3 separate regions of the Homo sapiens genome follow, and all the other regions are linked to region 2. A link is a contact called in ENCODE Hi-C or POLR2A ChIA-PET data. All regions are on one chromosome and are shown on one strand. The core of a region is the stretch at or near the end of the contact, and the rest is flanking DNA. Distances in the headings are between cores, read along the strand shown. Region 1 overlaps LOC105374542 (a long non-coding RNA gene). Region 2 overlaps LOC124900690 (a long non-coding RNA gene). Region 3 has its middle 61 kb from the start of LINC02357.

The links. Hi-C counts contacts between places; a loop is a spot of excess contacts on that map. ChIA-PET counts read pairs that join two places held with the same protein, here RNA polymerase II (POLR2A). Pooled maps may share reads with other maps.
Region 1: a map of PC-9 shows a loop between it and region 2 (7-fold over the local background). The contact joins two enhancer-like sites. A Hi-C loop is called at or near these places in 2 of 168 maps with a recorded cell type or tissue (PC-9 and endothelial cell of hepatic sinusoid), 1 of 37 single-sample maps with no recorded cell type and 6 of 50 pooled maps. POLR2A ChIA-PET finds 5 or more read pairs at or near these places in 5 of 52 experiments (BJ, CD8-positive, alpha-beta memory T cell, WTC11 and 2 more).
Region 3: a loop to region 2 is called in a map of endothelial cell of hepatic sinusoid, with 4 times the contacts of the local background. The contact joins two enhancer-like sites. A Hi-C loop is called at or near these places in 1 of 168 maps with a recorded cell type or tissue (endothelial cell of hepatic sinusoid), 1 of 37 single-sample maps with no recorded cell type and 3 of 50 pooled maps. POLR2A ChIA-PET finds 5 or more read pairs at or near these places in 3 of 52 experiments (GM12878, H1 and OCI-LY7).

What each region holds. Positions count from the first base shown.
Region 1 is chr4:26,287,405-26,290,104 of GRCh38, reverse strand. It overlaps LOC105374542 (a long non-coding RNA gene), which reads left to right. Exons shown (of 2, transcript XR_925508.3): 2 at 1,656-1,952. It also overlaps a transcript of RBPJ not described here. Among named protein-coding and RNA genes, the nearest start is that of RBPJ, 32 kb to the left of the region's middle. RefSeq lists a silencer at 1,191-1,240 and an enhancer at 1,411-1,460. Within about 2 kb of position 1,329, at least 8 of the 41 ENCODE cell types and tissues checked have a DNase peak (open chromatin) inside an H3K27ac peak, as active enhancers do.
Region 2 is chr4:26,217,365-26,220,064 of GRCh38, reverse strand. All of the region lies in intron 1 of LOC124900690 (a long non-coding RNA gene), which reads left to right. It also overlaps a transcript of RBPJ not described here. Among named protein-coding and RNA genes, the nearest start is that of RBPJ, 100 kb to the left of the region's middle. RefSeq lists an enhancer at 1,836-1,895. Within about 2 kb of position 1,417, at least 7 of the 41 ENCODE cell types and tissues checked have a DNase peak (open chromatin) inside an H3K27ac peak, as active enhancers do.
Region 3 is chr4:26,130,590-26,133,289 of GRCh38, reverse strand. It overlaps a transcript of RBPJ not described here. Among named protein-coding and RNA genes, the nearest start is that of LINC02357, 61 kb to the right of the region's middle. Within about 2 kb of position 1,434, at least 2 of the 41 ENCODE cell types and tissues checked have a DNase peak (open chromatin) inside an H3K27ac peak, as active enhancers do.

The DNA of each region.
Region 1 (2,700 bases), core at 80-2,579, 70 kb before region 2:
TCCCACCATGTCCTCCCAAAGTCCTGGGATTTCAGACATGAGTCACCATGCCCAGCCTAACTTATTTATTTTATATTTTTCTTTAACTTTATATTGGCATTCCTTGCTCTCTTTTAGCAAAGTCCTTAATTAATTGACAATATAGAATATTTATATTACAGGTAGGTACCTGTTACAAGATGCCAAGACAAATTAACAAGATTTAGCAGGTCATTCAAGCACTCTCACAACTCTGATACTTGAGAGACAGTCCACCAGACAGATCAACCTTCAATTCCTGTATATTCTCCAAGTTCTATGCCTTAATTTGGTAAAGACATTAGAGAGAAAGGTACCTGGGCCACCTTTCCTCAGCTTCTTCCTCAAATATATTAACCAACTTACAGGTGAGGTGTGTCCTCTGTTTACATTCAGGGTTAATATGAGTACATCTTTTGCAAGCGTGTGATTGAAGATACTGACCACAATGTTAAGCGGTATTAACTCTACACAACTCCACGTGATAAAGTCCTTCTTGAATTTAGCTTCAGGCAATGATAGCATGCATGCTCACTCTTGTCAGAAAGTGAAATCTCTGCAGCCTATCACGCTTCTCTTTTCACCTCTGCTGCCAGAAAGATCTGAACCAAATTTATTGCCAAGTGTTGTAATATGATCATTTCTGGTGCCTAGAATTATTTACTCCTTTTTCTTTTTCTTTTTTTTTTTTTTTTTTTTTTTGAGACCAAGTCTCACTCTGTCGCTGAGGCTGGAGTGCAGTGGTTTGACCTGCATACCACTCTCAGGTTCAAGTGGTTCTCCCACCTCAGCCTCCCAAGTAGCTGGGATCACAGGCACCTGCCACTGTGCCCAGCTAATTTTTGTATTTTTAGTAGAGATGGGGTTTCACTATGTTGGCCAGGCTGGTCTTGAACTCCTGACCTCTAGTGATCTGTCCACCTCGGCCTCCCAAAGTGCTGGGATTACAGGCATGAGCCACCAGGCCCAGCCCTACTCCTCTTTCTTTCTTAAACATTTTATTTGTAAACTGCTTCAAGTAATTTTGGAAGTATGTAAGTTAAACATAAAAAAATTTAATAAAATAGGTAAAAACAATTGGTAGGAAGTAAGGAATAGTCAATCTTCCTAATGAAACTTTTCTGTGCAAAGGCCTTCATGCCAAGTTTCTCATTTGAAGGATGGTGAAAAGGCCTTATGCTTTGTGCTGGGCTTAATCCCCAGCTATACAACTTACTTGTTAAATAACTGTACAAAAGTGACCTCGCTTCCATTTCCTCATTTTTAAGTGGGGATATTAATGCTGTTGTTCCACTGGGGGGTTGTGACAACCCAATGAGAAAACATGGGGAAATACTTTCTAAACAGTGAGTCACTCTAGAAATGTTGGTTGTTATAACTTCCCTGTCTTGCAGGGCTGAGCCACTCTAGTTTAAAGAATACGTGTTTGTGAGGGCTTTTAAAATAAACTCACAAATAAATTTGCAAGTTCTTTGATACTCCTTTCAAGAAGTGGAGCCTAATTCTTCTCTCCTAGGGTGTGGTCTGTAGTCAGTAACTGAGTTTTAGCGAATTCAATGTGGCAGCAGTGACAATGTGCAACCCGTGAGAATAAGTCATTACATGCATTGTGGCTTCCTCCTTGCTCTTGCTCTTAGATCACTCATTGCAGAAGAAGCCAACTGCCATGCCAGAGGGGCACTCAAACAGCTCTGCAAGGAAGTCCCTGTGATAAGCAACTGAAGACTCTGCCATCGGCCATGAGAGCGCCACCTTGGAAACAGATTCTTCAGCCTTAGTCAAATTTTCAGAAGACTGTATGTCCAGCCAACTTCTTGACTACAATCCCTTTATAGATCCCAAGCTAGAACCTCCCAGCTAAGCCACTCCTGGATTCCTGACCCTGAGAAACTCTGTGAGAGAATAAATGTTTATTCTTGCCTTAAGCTCCTAAATTTGGAGGTAATTTGTTACTCAGTGATATGTAATTAAAAATGTCTGTAGTTATCTACCCATCCTTTTGGAGAGCACTACTGAGGACTAATATCAGACTTTATACTCTTCCCAGATGTTATCATTGAAGGATATTCAAGTACTCAAATATCTTAGGATCATTGAGTGGGAAATCACCTCAGAGTCATGTGCAGTTTCCTCATTTTGCAGATGCAAATGCAGAGAAGCAGAGAGAGTTCAATGAGATGCTCAAAGACATTTAAATAAATGACAAAATTAGGCCTAGACCCTTCCCTGGTCTTCTTCTATTGGAGTTCTTCTTTCTCCTTCTTTCTCTTTCCCTCCCTCCCTCCCTTCCTTCCTTCCATCTTGCCTGCCTGCCTGCGTTCTTCTGTCCTGCCTTCCTGCCTTCCTCCCTCCCTTTCTCGTTTTCTTCTTTCTTTCTCTTTCTTTTCTTCCCTCCTTTCCTTCCTTTCCTTTCTTTTCTTTTCTTCTCTTTTCTTCTCTTCTCTGCTCCTCCCCTCCCCTCCCCTCCCCTCCCCTCCCCTCCCCTCCCCTCCCCTCTCCTCTCCTGTCCTTTCCTTTCCTTTCCTTTCCTTTCCGAGGCAAGGTCTCACTTTGTCAGCCAAGCTGGACTGCAGCAGCATGATTACAACTTACTGTAGCCTCCATCTCCCTGACTCAAGCGATCTTCCCACTCGAGCCTTCTGAGTAACTGGGACTACAGGAGCATGCCACCATGTCTGGCTA
Region 2 (2,700 bases), core at 168-2,667:
ACGCCTGTAATCCCAGCACTTCGGGAGGCCAAGGCGGGCTGATCACGAGGTCACCAGATAGAGACCATCCTGGCTAACATAGTGAAACCCCGTCTCTACTAAAAATACAAAAAAAAAAAAAATTAGTTGGGCGTGGTGGTGGGTGCCTGTGGTCCCAGCTACTTGGGAGGCTGAGGCAGGAGAATGGCATGAACCCGGCAGGTGGAGCTTGCAGTGAGCCGAGATTGTGCCACTGCACTCCAGCCTGCGTGACAGAGTGAGACTCCGTCTCAAAAAAAAACAACAACAACAACAAAAAAAACCTGACTCTGCCATATACCAGTTAATGTGACTTGGATTTAGTCATTTTAACCTGTTTCTTTGTCTGCAAAATATGGATGATATCAGCACCCACCTACCTCAGGGGTTTTTAACAGTATTAAAGGGGTTCAGATATGGAAATGCTTATGACAGCCTTTGCTACACAAAGAGTTCACGTTCACTTTTTATTCATAGGGACTTCGGATGCTCGACTCAGTTCTTGTATAGCTGAAGCTTAGAGAAGTTAAATAATGAAGGTTAGAAGCAGCTAGTCAGCTACAGAACTGGAACTTGAACTCTTATCCCTCTACCCCAGTGCCTGGAGGCTTAACCATCCCATTCCTCAGTGACAGGAGATAGCACCAACATATTTTCCTTGATTCACAAAGTATTTCTGTCCTGATCCATGTTTTCCAAGTATTCCGCCCTGATCCTTGTCACAATCACCATGCTTGAGGTTAAGAAAACAACAAACATCATCATCCCCAGGTAACCTTGCCACCCCCAATAAGACTCGTGGCTGGTAGGCTGGTGGGCAGAGCTTCCTCTGGTGACATAACGAAGGGTCCAGAACTGGTTCTCCCTCCATCTGACCCCAAACCTGAATTTCCACCATAAAACAATCCTGCCCTTATTTCCCTTTGACTCATTTTTTTTCTTCTAAATTTACTTCCTCTTACGGTATTGCTTCCCTTTTTGAAAAATGCTTGTAATTCTTTTTGGGACAAGGTGGGTTATAAATACACTCATTAGCTTCCATGCTGGGGACTAGGGGCTGGATAGCCCTGAAGAGGCTCAGGCTGGGGCCTCCACCCTAGGTCTGTGTCTCTTGCAGGAGCTCTGGAGAGAAGGCCTGGTACTGAGAGGCAGGGTAATCAATTTCTCCTCAGTGCTGAGGCCTGTTTCTCGTTAGGGCCCTGGCTCCACGTGGCTCTGTGCCCTCCCTGCCCCACCCCCATACATGCTATTCCAGGCTCTGAGCACCCAGCCACGGCTTATTTTCCTGCCATGATGAGGGTTAAACAGCGAGTGGTTATTGAATGCCTGCTGTGTGCAGAGACCAGGCTGGGGACCACAGTGGCGAGGCCGAGGGGGTATGGCAGGAGAAAAGAAAGGCCCAGCCCTTGGGGATTTGCACGCCTGGCACAGACAGCAACAGCGACAGCCACAGCCACAACAGTAATAACAACAGTGTGGCAAGAGGACCAACTAGGAACCAGTAGAATGGCAGGCTCCAGAGCTGTGACCCTGTCTGACCCATGAGTACGTCCTGGTAGGAATGTTCACACTTTAGTGCTTTGGGGATTAGGTACCCTTCGGGGGGTAGAGGGGATGGGATGTGAGCAGGACCATGCATTTTGCTCCTCAGTGCCCATCAGGGTGTCTCCTGGGGAGTTTCCTCAGGCGGCCACGGTTCTGGAATGGACTTTCACTTCTGTCTTTATAGTCATCTGCTCGGTTCTCTTGGTTACATCACTGAGAATCTGTCTCTGATTATTTCCCCATCAACAACAGAGAGTCTGTGTTTGCACGTACCCACCGGCGACAGCTGGGTGGATAACGGCACCCTGATTGCCTTCGCATAGGGTCTCCCAACCCAGATCCTCACATGAACAAAGACAAAACTGTGGCCCTGGGTTTGCTCAAGGTCACACAATGAGAAACAATGTGAAGTGGGACTTGGATCTTCTTGTTCCCTGTGCGGGGCTCGTGGAAAATCAACATTGCTCCTAGCAAGACGGTCCTGCTGCATTTTAATAAGGTGGAAATGCCCCGGTCTGTTTTGTTTTTCCTCTCTCTTTCCAAAACCTTTGAGCGCAGAGCTTCTTATCCACGAGTGTTTACTGAACACGTCTATGTCTCTGGCACTTGCGAAGCCCTGTAGGAGCTACAGAGATCTAAAGACCTGTTTCGCAGGGACTGTCCAAACCCAGGTCTGACTCTGAAGACAGCCCCAGCTACATAGCAGGTTGGATCTTGGGAGGGAATTTAGAAGTTTTTTTGTCATAGTGGAAGGAATTGGATAAAAATTCCAAATACTCGGTTTGCATTTTTGTTGTTTTTTTCCAACTGGGCAGCATTTCCACCCACTTTGGGTTTTATATTGAGTGCAAACAGCGCTGCCAAGAGGCAATGTTCTACCTTCAAATCAGGAGGCCGCTTCACAGTTCTGAACCCTGGGGTAGCTGCTTCTCATGACCTTCCAAGTTGCTGGGCATTCAGATTCTAGAAACGTAATTGGGCTTTCGGGGTCTGCTTGCATCCTCCTGGCTAAAATAGCTCAGGCCATAAAAATACCAGAATGAGAATACTTGCAGCAACCTCACATCCACATATTCCAAGCAGAGGCCATTAAAACCTCCACATGACACTGGTGCTGCTCTTCAATGCCACAGGAGC
Region 3 (2,700 bases), core at 185-2,684, 87 kb after region 2:
GTCTCAGTTTTTTATCTGTAAACTGGGGTGATGGAAACACAACGAATTCCCAAAGTCAAGATGAGGGTCCAATGAGCAGACATACGTGAAAACAGTATGTAAAGGGCTGTCTCAGATGATGGCTATTGCTATGACAGTTGACTGGTGCATGTGCAAGGAAATGGTTTGGCCAGAGAGGACACCTGCCTGGGTCACACCGAGGTTTCACCTCAGGGCAGGCACCTCTGGTGGCCTCAAGGTGGAGCTGAAGCTCAGGTGTGACCTGGTTTGGGAAAGACGTAGGAAGGCTCATGGAACCCAAAGGGAGGTGGCTCTTGGCTTTTCTGCCACAAAGGGAGGCAGAGCTACCAATAACAGTACGAAAACCCACCTATGATGGAGCAGGGCCTTAGGGATTTAGAAGCACAGACACGGGCTTTCTGGTTGTTAGGTAAGGACCCTGCCCCCTCTTGCATCAGGGCTGGGATGTGGGGTGGGGGGGTTGAGAAGTAAAGAGTAACAGAAAAGAGGCCCCAGAGAAAGAAGTTGGTTACACCCCAGTGACAGTGGTTTTGTTTTGTTTTGTTTTTGAAGCAGTTTTTGCTCCAAATCTTTACTTTTAGACTGTAGGGCTAAGTCAGTCCTCTGAGGCTATGGCCAGCGAAGACCCAGGGGTTTCCTGGAAGAAAAGGGTATATGAGTCCTGGGGCAGAGAGAGAGGTACAGTGCAGCGGGAGGGCAGGTGGTCCCAGTGGCTCCCAGCTTCCACAGCCAAGGGTGGGGCCTCCCAGAAGCCTCAAACCCACACTCCTGGGCAGACAGCTCTGGAAGGAGCAGGTGCCATGAGCAGCTCTGGGAGGAGCAGGTGCCATGAGCAGCTCTGGAAGGGAGCTCAGGTGGGCACACCTGGGGGTGGCTGAGCCCACCCTAATTAGGCTCAAGGTCCAAGAGATACAATAATTGTCTGATGCTGGGGGAAGAGGGTTCTTACTGAGTTTCTTAAAGTGGGGCCCAAGGGTCCTTGAGTGCCTGCAGGTGAATCTTGGAGTCCACAGAGTCTCTGTGAGAATATTTAAATTTTGTGTTTTCATATGGATGGTGACCTAAAAAAATAGTTAGTCAGTCTAAGCATAGACTGGGTCATATGAATTAGAGACCTTCAAACTTTTTTTTTTTGGCAGCCACCCACAGAAGGAATCCATCTTACACAGTGGCCCAGTTTCCGTCACTGATGTCCATGCACAAATAGAACTGACAGACAGCCAGTCTAGACCAGTCCAGGTGTACCAGTTGTGAAAATACTATAATACTCCAAACCACTTGAGAAATGGCTCTGAGCCTACGTGTCACCACCCTACCCCGCTAATAGTCTTGGTACTTCCTCGGGGATTGCCTTCAACTACCCCCGAAAGCACCCACCAGTGGTGGTGAGGGGAGAGGTGGGATCTATTGGTTTCCTGTGGCTGCTGTAACAAACAACCACAAATGGGGTGGTTTCAAAAACAGAATTCATTCTCTCCCAGCTTGGGAAGCCGCAAGTCTGAAGTCAGTTTCACTGGGTCAAAACCAAGGAGTCAACAGGGCCACCATTCTGTCTTGATCAAATCTCCCTCTGTCTTTCTCTTATAAGGATACCTGTGATTACATTTAGGGCCCACATGGATAATCCAGGAAAATCTATCCATCTCATTGTCCTTACTTTAATCATATCTGCAAAGACACTTTTTGCTTATAAAGCAACATTTGCAGGTTCCAGGGATTAGGACCTGATATCTTTTGGGGTCACTATTTAGCCTATTTCAGTGGGCTTCCACGGACCTTCCCCAGAAGCAATACTGGCATCTGTTTGGATTGGTTATGTGAGTGTGTGTGTCTGTGTGTGTGTGTGTAAAACAATTTTCTGAATACTTATTCTGACACCACGTAATACTTGATATTTTCTCTTTTCTGTAACATTTTTTAAAAAATTGCTTGTAACAGCTTACTAAATTGATCTCATGATGCAGGGATGTGACTGCATAGGGATGTGACCCAGTTTGAAAAACATGGCAACCACCTTGTAACCTAGTAACCTACTAGTGCCACAGCTTCCGCCGCCTGTGCTGTGTTTTTATCACAATGGCACTCAACCTAAATTATCACAGGCTAATGAGAAAAGAACGCAGGGAGCCTCGATATGTAAATGATGCGTTTCTGATAAGCTGAGGCCAGTTGGCATGTTGCACAAATGAAGACTAGACCGTAGCTTGGATGGCAGAAAAAGATGGGAGAATCAATCCTCACGTGGTACATGATGGCACAGGCATGCTAAGCTTAGAAGATCCCAAGCCATCGTGGCCCATGCCACAGTCACATTCCACGCCGAAATGTAATTTTAGCAGTTTCAAACAGCATCATCTGCCACATTAAATTAACACATTAAATTAATGAGGATTTTGTAGTGTTGCTTGTACTCTATTTGTAAGATTCATTTTTAAAAATCATGTGAGAGCTGTAAACCTAAGGATTTTTAAAAACCTGGTTTATATTTGTACATTTTCAGGTGATGAGATAAAAAGAAACATAATTCACATCAACTCTCACAGAGTGACGGTGGTAAAGGAGTGCACAGAATTTTTTTCTTCTCATAGAAAAAGGAGTAGATCATTGAAGTTTAGGAAACACTGTGGTGTTACGGGGAGAGTAATGGGAGTCGTGAATGTGGAAATACAGAGAGAAAAT